2 separate regions of the Homo sapiens genome follow, and region 2 is linked to region 1. Evidence: chromatin contacts called from ENCODE Hi-C or POLR2A ChIA-PET data. All regions are on one chromosome and are shown on one strand. The core of a region is the stretch at or near the end of the contact, and the rest is flanking DNA. Distances in the headings are between cores, read along the strand shown.

What was found. Hi-C counts contacts between places; a loop is a spot of excess contacts on that map. ChIA-PET counts read pairs that join two places held with the same protein, here RNA polymerase II (POLR2A). Pooled maps may share reads with other maps.
Region 2: a loop to region 1 is called in a pooled map, with 2.8 times the contacts of the local background. The contact joins two enhancer-like sites. A Hi-C loop is called at or near these places in 5 of 50 pooled maps. POLR2A ChIA-PET finds 5 or more read pairs at or near these places in 3 of 52 experiments (CD8-positive, alpha-beta memory T cell, HEK293T and activated CD4-positive, alpha-beta T cell).

The regions. Positions count from the first base shown.
Region 1 is chr10:15,136,518-15,143,785 of GRCh38, forward strand. NMT2 (N-myristoyltransferase 2) reads right to left here. Exons shown (of 12, transcript NM_004808.3): 2 at 4,905-5,040. It overlaps LOC107984210 (a long non-coding RNA gene), which reads left to right. Exons shown (of 2, transcript XR_007062067.1): 1 at 1-3,335; 2 at 4,022-4,612. Among named protein-coding and RNA genes, the nearest start is that of NMT2, 29 kb to the right of the region's middle. Within about 2 kb of position 4,819, at least 2 of the 41 ENCODE cell types and tissues checked have a DNase peak (open chromatin) inside an H3K27ac peak, as active enhancers do.
Region 2 is chr10:15,248,564-15,255,662 of GRCh38, forward strand. FAM171A1 (family with sequence similarity 171 member A1) reads right to left here. Exons shown (of 8, transcript NM_001010924.2): 4 at 6,158-6,316; 5 at 76-252. Among named protein-coding and RNA genes, the nearest start is that of FAM171A1-AS1, 44 kb to the left of the region's middle. RefSeq lists an enhancer at 1-168. Within about 2 kb of position 5,513, at least 5 of the 41 ENCODE cell types and tissues checked have a DNase peak (open chromatin) inside an H3K27ac peak, as active enhancers do.

The DNA of each region.
Region 1 (7,268 bases), core at 3,569-6,068:
AATCTGAACTCAGTGCTGAACTGGGATGAAAATGATCAAGAAAAGAAATCTCTAACCATGCCCCTTCCTCCCGGCCACACCCTGCCCTTCTCCTGACCCTCCTGATCCTCCTGATCCTCTAGAGACAAACTCTCCCACCAGAAGGACAAGCAATTTCCTCTGTACTTCAGATCCTGGGCAACCATAGCCTGTCGTTCCCAGCCCAAGTGTTGGAAACTGGACTCCTTTTTAGGTAAAACATTACGTTTGAATTCTAAGGTTCCTTTCTCAAAGCCAATATTCCCGCCAGCTCTTGGAGATTCCCCAGTTCTTTTTTTTTTTTTTTTAATTCCTCAAATAACGTAATAATACATGGAACATGAGACTACTTGAAATGAGAAGACAGCGCAGAGGACTGAATATGGAAATCAATGACTTTTTTCAATATGTAAAATTACTGAGACATTGTAGAACTTTGATACCATGCAAAGAATATTCTTCGCTGTAATTCAGAAAGTGGTTAGAAGTTTCAAGAGCCCTTCGGTTTTGCTGTATGTCAACACAGGGTGGACACCATTGAAAGGTACAATCGACCCTTAGAAGTTTATAAACAGCAACTTTGGACTTCTGTTCCACTTGGAATCTGAAATCTGTGGTGTGGAGCAATAATTTTAACTTGGGAAGCTTACTCATCGTACACAGCACAGAACAGGGTTTGTTTCATACAAACACTGTCAAGAACCCTAAGGAAACGAAGTTCTGAAGTCCAGCTGGAGGCAGGTGAAAGTCTTTTTGTCTCTGCTTGGAAGTCTCACAGCACAATCCAAGATGGCCACAGTTTTTGTAAGCTGTTTATCTTACATTTGTTTAACATCAAAATCATAAAGGTCCTATCTTAATGACACATACAAATTTAACAAAATACTTTTCCGGTTCTCATTATTATATCTTTGGATGACTTCTTTTCCTTGGGTGTCTTTTAAGTCCCCAACATTAAAAGGAGCAAATTTCTAGCAAAATGAAATTCATGTGTATCTGAACTCCAACAACACCATCTATTAGAAGACCTTACAATTTAAATAGGAATTGAGATCACAGCATATTTCAACTAATAATGCTTAACTGTGCATCAGTTTAGCTTAAAATGGCAAAGTAGAGCCCAGTCTTATAAAAATAGAACTACAATGACTATAATGAATTTGTCATGGTACTTTTTCTTTCTTGATTTAATTTTTTGTTCCTTGATTTCTTTCCTGGTTTCTGAGTTAAATCTTCTAACAGTAATATATCAAACTCAAACTATTTTGCAACAGACATGAATCAGCATCTTTGTTCCACATGACCCAATGACCAAAATGACCAACTCCATGAAGAAGACTTCAGAGTGATTTATTCCCTACCTAATTAGCTCATGGGTTGACCAGCACACCTCTACATGAAATGTCCCTTTGCGAAACATTGATATCCCAATGTTCACTATTTAAATGCTTTCTTTCTTCTTCTTCTTCTTTTTTTTTTTTTTTTTTCATTTTGAGGCAGAGTCTCACTCTGTCGCCCAGGCTGGAATGCAATGGCATGATCATGGCTCACTGTGACCTCCGCCTCCTGGGTTCAAGTGATTCTCCTGCCTCAGTTTCCTGAGTAGCTGGGATTACAGGCTTGTGCCACCACGCCTGGCTAATTTTTGTATTTTTAGTAGAGACAGGGTTTCACCATGTCGGCCAGCCTGGTCTTGAACTCCTGACATCAAGTGATCTGCCCGCCTTGGCCTCCCAAAATGTGGTGATTACAGGCATGAACAACCACATACGGCTCTATTTAAATGCTTTCTGAAAGTAGATTCAAATAAACACAATTTCCAAATCCACAGGGACAAAGCAGTAAGGGAAACTCAGCTATGATCATTTCTCATGCCTGTCCATTCACCTTCCATAGTAGCACTACCTGGGAAGAATGAGTGTGCATCAGGCAAGGTGAGATGAATATCTACCCGACATTAACTTCCCACGATTCCACTCCTATATAAGAGGCAGGTATATTCTCTTTTTCTTCCACACATGCTTTCTGTGGCATACTAACCAGCAACTATACTCTTTACCCATTGTTTTCCAAATTTAATAGTACCTTGGAAAAAATGTCCAAGTTTTATAACACTAAGAAGTTTATAAGAATCCAAATATCATTTTTATTTTGGTTCTTGTATGTAGACCAGAATATTCTGCAATGCAGTCCACTGTAATTTACAGTGCTATCTAGAGTTGGCATAAGCTTAAAGGGAAAGAGCCCCAGATTTTAAAAATGCAGCAGAAAAAAGCCCATCTTAAGACAATACTGACTTCCTCCAAATTAAGAAAAGAAATTCCCTACTGTGATGGTTACTACTGAGTGTCAACTTGATTGGATTGAAGGATACAAAGTATTGGTCCTGGGTGTGTCTGTGAGGGTGTTGCCAAAGGAGATTAACGTTTGAGTCAGTGGGCTGGGAAATGCAGACCCACCCTTAATCTGGGTGGGCACAATCTAATCAGCTGCCAGTGCAGCTAGGATACAAGCAGGCAGAAAAATGTGAAAAGAGAGACTGGCCTAGCCTCCCAGCCTCCATCTTTCTCCCATACTGGATGCTTCCTGCCCTCGAACATCAGGCTCCAAGTTCTTCAGTTTTGGAACTCAGACTGGCTCTCCTTGCTCCTCAGACTGCAGATGGCCTATTGTGGGACCTTATGATCATGTGAATTAATACTTAATAAACTCCCCTCTATCTATCTATCTATCTATCTATCTATCTATCTATCTATCTATCCATCCATCCATCCCATTAGTTCTGTCCCTCTAGAGAACCCTGACCAATACACCTACCATATAATGCCAAGAGTTCGCCACTGCCTGGCTTGGCTCTAGTTTCTCATAAGTGACCAGAGAGAGGGGAAAGGCTCACAGTCACTAGAGGTGGAAGGGATGGGCAGAGACCAATGGTGATGCTGAAAGCAACAGGAGATGTCCACGCTGCAGGTCAGGGATGCCACGTTTATCTGATGAAGCGACATTTAGAAACGGGAAGAGTGTTTTGCAAGCTTATGGTGGTATCCTCTATGAGTTACCTTGGAAAGCTGTATCTAGTGGGTAGCATATTTATTACCCGAGAACCAAGTTGAAAAGCTAGGGAAGAAGATTCCATTTTCTTCTCACCCTGCAGTCAGTCAGGGAAAAATTGGGGCAAGTAATTTTCCTTCTCAGTGATTCCTGGTTCTTTTGTGTAAAACAGGTGACAACATCAAAACTACCTGCAAGTCTCACTTCATGGAACACAACAGAAACTCTGCATAAGAAAAAAGGAAATCCACAAAGCTTGTAGAATGGTAACAACTACTATATATATATATATATATATATATATATATATATATATATATATATGCACTGTTTTAGGATGTAAAAACTCTTCAATAAAAATGCTCCAACTGGAACCTCAAGATCGAACTGCGAGTTAGAGAGAAGAGAAGGAACTGGGCTGAAGGAAGTGCAGTACCCAGGCAAAGGCACACAACTAGTGAGCAAGGGGGCAGAGACCAAGCTCAAGGTCTCAGACATCACCCCTTGAGCTGTTTCCACAATACCACATGCTACTCACATTGATTGACTGATTGATTGATTGACATGGTCTCTGTCGCCAGGCTGCAGTGCAGTGGCGTGATCTTGGCTCACTGCAACCTCCACCTCCCAGGCTCAAGCTATCCTCCCACCTCAGCCTCCCAAGTAGCTAGGACTACAGGTGCATGCCACCGTGCCTAACTAACTTTTTGTATTTTTAGTAGAGACAGGGTTTTGCCATGTTGCCCAGGCTGGTCTTGAACTCCTGGGCTCAAGGGATCCGCCTGCCTTGGCCTCCCAAAGTGCTGGGACTACAGGCATGAGCCATCGTGCCCAGCCTATTCACAATAATTTATTTGTAGGTACGATCATCAAAATCATCTCTATTTTGTAATATTTCTAATTCTACCCCTTTTCTTTCTTTTCTTTCTTTTTCTTTTTTTATTTTTTTCAGCCAGGGTCTCTCACTGTTGTCCAGGATGAAGTGCAGTGGTGTGATCATAACTCACTGCAGCCTTGAACTCCTGGGCTCAATGGATCCTCCCACCTCGGCCTCCCAAAGTGCTGGGACTACAGGCGTGAGCCACCGTGCCTGGCTGGTTCTACCCTTTTCACTGTGAGTTTCTTGCATCAAGAGGGCTTTGTGTTTCCCAGAGGCCCAGCATACAGGGTGCCTGGGGGTTGGCTCCACAGACAGGGATGGCTGCCATCTGTGCCACCAGACACCCACGCAGTACAATCAACCCTCTTCTTGGCCACCATCTGCCAACACGGGGCCCAGCTGGACAACTTCTGGTTTGGTTTAAACTAGGAGAATGTCAGGAACTATTTCCCACCCTTGGCATTAGAATGAAGAACGACCGCTGCAAACTGGTTTAATTCAAAGTCAACGAGAGACTTACCCATGGCTGCTCCCGCTGAAATCTGCTGCCAGATGGTGTTGTGCTATTCAGGTAATTAGACAGACACCCAGAAAAATTACAATGTGAATATCTTCTGAACGAAAAGTAATCAAATATTAAAGTGTAATTTCAAAAAAACCTAACAAGCTCACACTGAGACTTTCTTCTAGAACGACAATCTAAATACAAATTCACTGAGAAAAGGGAAAAACACAGCAGGTATCCACACACACACAAAAGCACAGTGTACCCCTTCGTTATTTGGGTGCCAAAGTCCATTTTAAGGAGGCTGTCAAGAGCTTCCAGTTACTAGTGGCATTCAACACACAGTCACAACAAAGTCCCTACACATCTGATGCAGCAGCGCGCTAAACTGCGTAAACCCACTCATGCACGAGAAACCACACAGAGGAAAAAATAAAACAGAGCTCTCACTTTCGAAGGCTGCTGAATTTTAATCTCCTGGGAATCAGATGCCGAGTCTGACTTGGTGCCTCCGGAATTTGGTTTCTCCTTTTTTCTCTTCTGTTTCTTCTTTTTCTTTTTGGCTCCCAAATACCCTCCAGGACTTCTGCAGGAAATGCAAAGATGGTGAAACCAACCAACAAACAAAAATCATTAAATGAAATTGAATTGCATACAATTAATCATTTCAAAAAACACAGCTGTTACATGCAGTAGAAAATAACTGTGTTAGGATGTAGGTGAGGAATAAAAGGTAGTGGAGTGAAGACGGTAACAGGCAATGCAGAAGAATACCAGCCCCCGCTCAGTCATCCTGCAGGTGCTTAGAAGTCACGAAGCAGGAAGATTGCAGAGATAAACCACATTTTATAACTGAAGTAAAATAGTTTCCACGGTTATCACTACTCTCCTAATCTACGTTTAAGTCAGCTTTCGGGAGGAGAGATACATGATATGAAAAACTCCATTATCAAGATCTCTTGGGTACGACAGAACACTAATCTTGAAGCAACAGAACTAAACAAACCACTTTTTTGCAGAGGAGGAAATGTTCCCTGATAAAGATTTTTACTAGGGGGGCTAACAATGAAAAGCTTTAAGTGTCTAACTACAGAGAGAGACCCTGTCACAAACAATCACAAACAAAACACAAAGTGCTAGTTTTGTTACCTAGCATCTAGGTTATAAAGGAACTTTTCTTTCCACTGGTTATTCATGTTTTAAAGTAATGAACTTTTCCATTTAAAATGGATAATTCCTCTGTGACATCCAAATATGAAAGGCATGTGCAATAGTGAGAGAAACTGTTTAAGAACTAAGCACGCTGTTGGGCACAGTGGCTCATGCCTGTAATCCCAGCACTTTGGGAGGCTGAGGCAGGTGGATAGCTTGAGCCCAGGAGTTCAAGACCAGCCTGGGCAATAAGGGGAAACCCAGCCTCTACCAAAAGGAAAAAAAAAAATTAGCCAGGTACAGTGGCACGCACTTGTAGTCCCAGCTACTCAGGAGGCTGAGGTGGGAAGATAGCTTCAGCCTGGGAGACGGAGGTTGCAGTGAGCCAAGATTGTGCCACTGCACTCTGGCCTGGGCAACAGAGCTGGAGAAAAAGAAAAAAGAACTGAGCACTTGAGCTATAGATTCATATTTCCACTCCAATTCTAAAATAGAAAACAGTGCTTATTTTGGAAGATACATTAAGACTTTGTCAAATGGTACCCTAGTGGTTTAAAAATAGTAAGGTTTTGCCACCTCACAACAAGCAGTTTATTTTCATCAATAGAATCAAATTTGTGCTATCATGATGTTTATATTTAAAATCACCTGGTGGCCAAGGACACTCATCAATATCTGACTAGCAATTGGGATTAAACAAACATATCACAGCCAGGTACATGAGCTAGAAATATGCTGCAGATACGTTCAGTTTTGTATATTCTCTGGTTTGGGAGTAGGACTATTTTAGGCTTTCCTCTCCCGGTGTTCCTATTGCTGGCACCCTGTGAATTGGTGAATCCGTTGTACTGTTATAGTGTGATTTATGTATGCATTTGTATGTGCTACTTAAGAAGTCTATTCTTAATTGCGTCCCTAAGGTCTCCAATGCCTCACACCAGTACATACTAATACAAATGCTTGTGGAATGAATGAGTGGATAAGTCTGGCTCTAGAGGTGGTGCCATCACATATTCCCAGGCCATAAAATACTTCTGAAAGCTACCATTGTTTCAACCTCAATGGTAAAGCCTACTGCAACTTACTATCAAGTAATTATTGAACATTTACTATGTGTTCAGCATTATCTTGGGGCCACAGGCTGGGTGGGAGGGACCAAAATCATGGTGGACATGCCTGTGACTTCACAACCTAGGGGATTATCCCTCTCCCACTTCTACCATGTATTCTAACTGCTACTGGTTATGGCTTTCCAGAAACCACTAGGAGCCTGGGACCTCACAGCTTTTCTGTATAATACTTCCACTTTAAAATATCTCCAAATTTCCAAGAAGCTTGGTTACAGAGAGATACAGAATAAAAGGCAGTGACTGGGAAGGACGCTTTGAAGTAGATGCCTATCCAACTGGATGAAAATATATTTGTCCTGAGTGTCAGTTAGTAATTTGCTCAGCCAGGCATGGTGGCTCACGCCTATAATCCCAGCACTTTGGGGGTCCAAGGCGGGAAGATCGCTTGAGCCTAGAAGGATCTCTTGAGACCAGCCTGAGCAATATAGTGAGACCCTGTCCCCATAAAAAGTAAAAAATTAGCTGGGCATGGTGGTGTGCACCTGTGGTGCCAGCTACTTGGGAGGCTAAGGTGGGAGGATCACTTGAGCCT
Region 2 (7,099 bases), core at 4,263-6,762, 110 kb after region 1:
GAGCTTCTTAGAAGGAAAACCAAACAGTAACGAAGCCATCTGGTAGCCGATTGTCGGCACAGAACTCTTGCTTACCCAGCTTCTGGTCAAACCGCCACGCCGCGACATAGGCATTGTGCCTCAGGCTGCTCTGCGTGGCCAGGGGCACAGTGACATAGATGGGACCATCCACCAGCACCGGCGTTCCATTACTGCTCAGCAAGTGGACGCTGACGGCTGTGACTGGGGTCAGGTCATGCCTGGTGCTGTTTCCTAGAAGGAAGAGGCATTTTCCATCATTTGCATGCAAAGTACCCATGTGGGGCTGTGGAAACCTTTGCAAAAAAATAGTCGCAGCTACCATTACCTCCTATATGCCAGGGACTGCATGAAGCACTTTACATACATAATCCTCACCACAACCCAGTAAGGCAGGTAAAATCGTCATTTTTACACACAAAGAAACAGGCTCAGAGAGAGTAGTAATGGTAGGTGGCCTAAGGGCATACACTCAGTATGGGCTGAGCTGGAATCTAGGCTCAGGTTTTCTTTTTTCTTTTTTTTTTTTTTTTGAGATGAAGTCTCATTCCGTTGCCCAGGCTGGAGTGCGATGGCACAATCTCAGCTCACTGTAACCTCCACCTCCTGGGTTCAAGCGATCCTCCTGCCTCAGCCTCCCAAGTAGCCGGTATTACAGGCTTCCACTACCCTGATGGATAATTTTTGTATTTTTAGTGAAGATGGGGTTTTGCCATATTGGCCAGGCTGGTCTCAAACTCCTGACCTCAGGTGATCTGCCTGCCTTGGCAATCCCAGGCCTGTGCTGGGATTATAGACTTAAGCCACTGTGCCCGGTCAGGCTTGCTATTTTTCATTATTGTGTTTTGCTTTCAAAAACGATCTCAAAAGAGAAGGATTTTTCTATAATGTGAGACAAAGGTGTAAGTGGAAATCACCGGAAATAACTTTTACACAAAGTGAGCCCCATGCACATGTTAATTACTTGGCAGATAACCTTAATAAAACCAAATGTTTTAGAGCAGAGGCTGCTTTTTTTTTAACATAGCAAATTTCTTCAAGGATTGCTTCAAAAATATTAACTTCTGCTAAAAAGTATGCTATTGAGGACTGGACTTGAAATATTTATGAGTTATTTTAATTGCCATTGTTATTTTGATCTGTTTAAAAGGACCTCAGTATACCAATTATTTTCCATTAAAGGCCTTTGGTCCAAGCCAAAGCTTTAATGACTGCCTACAGATAAATTAGAGAATGCTTATGAGACCGATATATTTATGCACTCAAGCAATCCATTTTACATTTTCCTCTAGTGAAATACAATATCGCACAAACTGTGTTGTCATAATTTTACATATTTCTTTGAGCACAATGACAAAAACACAGCGATAAAAAATTTAAGCTGCATTAAAATACAATCTATAGGACTTTTTATTCAGCTACTTATATACTTACCTACCTACCAAACTGAGCTGATGTAAACCTCCAATCTGGTCTACATTTAAACATTTAAAGAAAACCTAGTGAATTTTAGAGTCTCAACAATGAATTACAGCTAAATCCTTCATACAGCAATTTCTACACAGCTAATGCCACCCTACCTTTTATCATTCATACCCGTCTGTTTTTTAATGAAGGCAAAGGTGTGGGAATGGAGATTTCGTGGAAAGATCGAAGTTGGAATCACAGATCCAAGTTTTGAAATCTCTTAGTCTGGTTATGTCATTTTATGGTAAAAAAACAACCAACCAACAAAACTCAGAATTTACCATGTTTCTGGTCCAAAGATTTTGTGTCTTGAAACACAAATGTGCCAGCAGCTCAAAGTTGATAGAGAAGCAAAGCCAGGTCTACAATCTACTGCTCTAGATTCTGTTAGGCCCTCTCAGGAAGATGGAACTTACAACTACAGAAAAGCTGGCCAGGCGCAGTGGCGCATGCCTGTAATACTGGCACTTTGGGAGGCCGAGGCAGGTTGCTTGAGCCCAGGAGTTCAAGAACAGCTTGGGCAACATAGTGAAACCCCGTTTGCACAAAAAAATACAAAAAATTAGCTGGGCATGGTGGTGCATGCCTACAGTTCCAGCTACTCAGGAGGCTGATGTGGGAGGATCACTTGAGCCTGGGAAGTGAAGGCTGCAGTGAGCTATGATCACACCACTGCAATCCATCCTGGGTGACAGAGTGACACCCTGTCTCAAAACAAAACAAAACAAAAAAAGAGAAACTACAGAGACATTAAATAATTTACTAGACTGTATAAACAACTGAGAGATAATGTTTTCCATCAGGGAGTGCTGTTTTCTTTCATCAAACTCTAGTCAAGATGTCCAAGTACGTAGGTAGCAGGTACTTGGTAGATAGAGGAGAAAAGCCCTAGAAATGGTGTCTCCCTTCTCCTCCCTTGTCACCTTTCAACTCTCCCTTCCTGCACATTCCCAGCCCAGGAAGATGGAGTCCCAGTACCAGATCTGCCACTCACTGCCTATGTCACCTCTGAAAGTGACTTCATTCCTCTGGGGTCTGTTTTTCTTACCTTCAAAACTAAGGAGGGTAGACTAGATGCCTTCCTGCATCTATGGAAATAAGTACACTCAGCTTGAAACATTCAGAAGTAAGTAGAGCATTGCAGAAACGAGCATATTAATGGACAGCAATGTGCATTAGGTTCATGGGATTTCATGTCCCTTTAGTGTCCTCTAGCTGTCTTAAGACATTGTGGGGAATTATATCTGCCTTCTTGAGGCCTCTTTCCTCCCTCAGGGCTTCATTAAATGCCTGCTTCTCTATGCCTTCCCAATGACTCTCCCTCTATGTCCCCATGTTGTTTATTCTGCAACGATTTTTTTTTTTTTTTTTTTAGACAGAGTCTTGCTCTGTCACCCAGAGTGGAGTGCAATGGTGCAATCTTGGCTCACTGCAGCCTCTGCCTTCTCAGTTCAAGCAATTTTCCTGCCTCAGCCTCCTGAGTAGCTGGGACAACAGGCACACACCACCACTCCTTGCTAATTTTTTTTTCTTTGTTTTTGTATTTTTAGTAGAGATGAGGTTGGTCAGGCTGGTCTTGAACTCCTGACCTCCCTCCCAGTGATCCACCCGCCTCGGCCTCCCAAAGTGCTGGGATTACAGGTGTGAGCCATCGCGCCTGGCCTATTCTGCAACAATTCACATTTTGAAGGGCTAAACTATTTTCCTTCTCTTTGTTATGAAACTCCAATTTTACACAAAATACTGAGTTTTATATAGAAAGTGGTCATCCTTCCCGTTCCATCTGGATGTTGCCTGGCTCCCTTTAAGTCTGCACAAAGACAAGCAGGTGTCAGGCAAATGCAGCAGGATCGTGTTGCGGGGCAGAACACCACTGGCCCAAGCGAGGAGAGGAGCTGTATCACCTTGGGCCATCTACCTGGTCACTCGTCACGTGACAGGTTCTGCTCAGCTGACATCTAAGGTTCTGTTGGGCTCTGTATTCTACCAACTTTTTGGAATTGCAGGAAAAGTCTGCACCTGTCATTTTATTGACTCTTCTCTGTCTTCCTGGAGTTATTAGTGAAAGCAATTTTTGTAAAAACCCCTTGGGAACACCACGGAACATTCTGTGCTTTCTCAGCAGCTGGGGGAAGAGTGCGATGCTCTCCGGTGAGAGGAGGGGGCCCCCAAGAGCTAGAAAGAGAAGATGCTTCTCCACTTACTTACAACTCTGGATCCACCCTCTAAACCAAACAACACAACCTTCATGGTACCCCCAGAAAACAGCCTTTCGGAGCCCTTTCCAGTCTCTTCCGCAGCCTCTCTGTTTCCATCCACCTTCACTGAACTCTGGTTATGACGCTAGTCATTTTCTGCGTCTTCGGGAGATGAACTTGTGTCATCTTCCAAAGACACGTCTGGTCCAGGCGTGCTCTCTTTAGGCTGTGAGCTCTTAGATGCCTTTAGTAAAACAGGAGATGAGTGACTGTGGGCAAAAGACAAGCTGTGTGCAAACTGACCCCAGGGGCCGCCATGGAGCTGGTGAGTTACTGAGGTGTCTGTGCTCAAGGGAGCCCAGGTTCCAAGTCCCCGAGGGCGCGTGTGAATTCACTATGGGTGGATGCCTTCGCTGCTAGGTCTCCAAGAAAGCCTAGTCATTTCTAGGTCAAGTCATCCATTCTTTCCGTGGAAGAGAAATTTCATGTCACATTGCAAAGACCTCTCTTCCCTTTGAAATCACGGAATGATCTTAAAATAGGACAAACTCCTCTAAAATCAATAGTTCTGTGTCTTAGTGTTCGTTTTCCCCCATTTTCTCAGACTGCATAATTTATTCAAGAGCTACTGGAAGTGGGGCACAGAAAAATTTAATGAGTCCCGAGCACGGAGGCTGTCCCTCCAAGTTAGGGTTTTGTGGATCGTGCACCATTTTGTCCGGGAGGCTGGATGCTGGCTATGATATTTTAAAACTTTGTTTTTTTGTTTTTTTTTGAGACAGAGTTTAGATCTGTTGCTCAGGCTGGAGTGCAGTGGCACGATCTTGGCTCACTGCAACCTCCACCTTCTGGGTTCAAGCGATTCTCCTGCCTCAGCTTCCTGAGTAGCTAGAACTACAGGCACCTGCCACCACACCCAGCTAATTTTTGTATTTTTAGTAGACGCAGCATTTCATCATGTTGGCCAGGCTGGTCTCAAACTTCTGACCTCAAATGATCCACCCACCTCGGCCTCCCAAAGTGCTGGGATTACAGGCATGAGCCACCGCACCCAGCCTTAAACCACTTCTTCATGCTCCCCAAAACAAGACTTTTCTCCCAGACCGGCACATTTCAAGTAATAGTCAACATTTTTTTTTCCTAATAATGTTTACTTAAGATGACTGCTATGCCATCTTTCTGATGACCAAGTACTGACATATTTACTGACAAGTTAATCACATCCTCATCAGCACACAAAAATTAAAGAAGAAACGTTTTGGAAAACAGAGAGAAGAAAAATGAGTAACAAATCACCATGTTGCCTTTATGTATAACCAGAAACTTATTAATATGCTACAAAATGGATCAAATGTTTCAGGTTTAAAAGCTTTTTCAGAATAATCAGTTTATGTAAAGCACTGGAAAATTAAGTGAAATTCAAGCCAAGTATCCCTGGGAAATGCAGTGAGTTACTCTCCTAGCAGAATGCAACTCAGAACAGCCTTTGATTTAAAATTTTAATGCTGTGATTAGTTTAAAGTGTGGGGGAAAGGAAAGTGGGGTAGACAAGAAAATAATTCAGGACTCCAGAATCCTGACACCTCTTCCACCAGGAGGAGTGGGGACCATTCCAGTGCAAAGGGGTCCAGAGAATGGTGCAGTTGGACACAAACAGAGGTGGAAGGTACCCGTCTTGGGTCTTTCTCTGATAAGGAATTATCACTTATTTTCTGGTGGATGGCTTTTAGTTTCTCTGATCTTTTAGCTGTGGCATGCCAGAATAGTGGTACTGACCCAGCTGACTTAGAGACCTGCCAGGAGAGGGCGGATTCTAAAGCAAATTCAAAGCCTGGCCACTCTATGCCCAGTTGAGGACAGAGAGAGCAAGTGCAGAGAAAGAAACGATGTGGGAAAGAGCTGGGTGGACACAGATGGCAGAGGGCGGAGGCTCCCCATCCTAAGTGGTCCCCATGCCGGTGGGGCATGGAGCCAAGGTATGCCTGTCTCTGAGTTGGACCAAGCACCACCTCTTCCCCTCCTGGCTGCAGCATAGGTGGGTGGGGTGGTAAGTCTCTACCAGCCCCACCCACCCACAGGCTACCCTCTCAAATGGGGGCTCGTGGGACGAGGCAGAGGGCAGCTGGGCCAAAAACCCTAAGTCTAATCTTATACTTAAAAAAATTGCAATTTCAATAAGAATTTCTCTGAATTGAATATATTTAGTCCACCAAAGGAGAGCTCAGAGAAGGTGCTTAAGGCAACTGGTAACAGAAGAAAAGCTCAAGGAGACCAATGTGCTAACATGTAATTCTGCAGGGCTCGTACCGACGTAACACAGTTTCAAAGCACTTGAACTTGTACCAAGAATTCCCCTTCTGCACCTTCAGTGCCTTTCTCCCACATAGTGCTAAAACTCCCAATCATACCTAAAATCCACATGTAAAGACTAAAACACAGTAACTCCCACTGAAAAGAGAAAAGACTCCAATTACCTGTTCCATTTCCGTCTAATCCTCGCAAATAAGGAAAACTGTCCACCTCCGAAGGGGAGCTGGCGGCCGTGAGAAACGCGGTCAGGTCACTGTAGCTGGTGTTCTCAGGCAACCTCAGAGCCCTTCTCTGGAAATGAACGCGAGGCTGTGGCCGGGCACCTGCAGAGATTAACCTCCGAGTTATCTCCCCCAGGAGCAGTTTCTGTTTTTAGAAAATGCAAAACCAGGAAGTGCCTCTCTAAGGTTTCAGCACGCCTCCCCCACCCTGCTCCCTCTCACAAGGCCTCCCTTCCCCCATTCATGCAGGACACAGAGATGTGACAACATGCTATTATGGGGAGAGAAATAATAGCCCATTGTCACATTTGTTTTGACACAGGATGTTATTTAGGTTTTTAACAAAAAGCTTTTTCCAAGTTCCATGTGCAAGCAGTCTTGTCACTGCCCAGCATTTGCCTGTGGATCTGGGTAGCATTTTGGGAAACTCCATGTAAATGAAACAAGTAGATGACTATTAATCTCTTTACTCAAACAATGTAAGAGATACTCTTTGATACCGCTGCAAACCCGTCTTTAATCTCCCTGGAAAAATCTGGTTTAATGCCATGAACCAAATTGAAGGAGGGCAAGGGAATTAACAGTGCAACCTTGAAAAGAATTGCAAACAATACCCCAGCGGCAATGAATCTTCTCTTTCTGTGGGAGCTGCCATTTGTCATCATCCAGTCTATTCTGGAGGCGTGCTTCCTACTTGTGATGGATTATGTCACAGAATTTAGGATGAGACTTTTGAAATGATGCAAAATGATGCTTCTTCACCAAACTCAACTCCTTTGTGTAGGAGGACAGGTTGGGCTGACAGGCCCTAGACAGTTGGTTGTGCCGTCCTCTGCAGCTTAACTTTGCTCCAAATTTTCTTTTTCTTTTCTTCTTCTTTTTTTT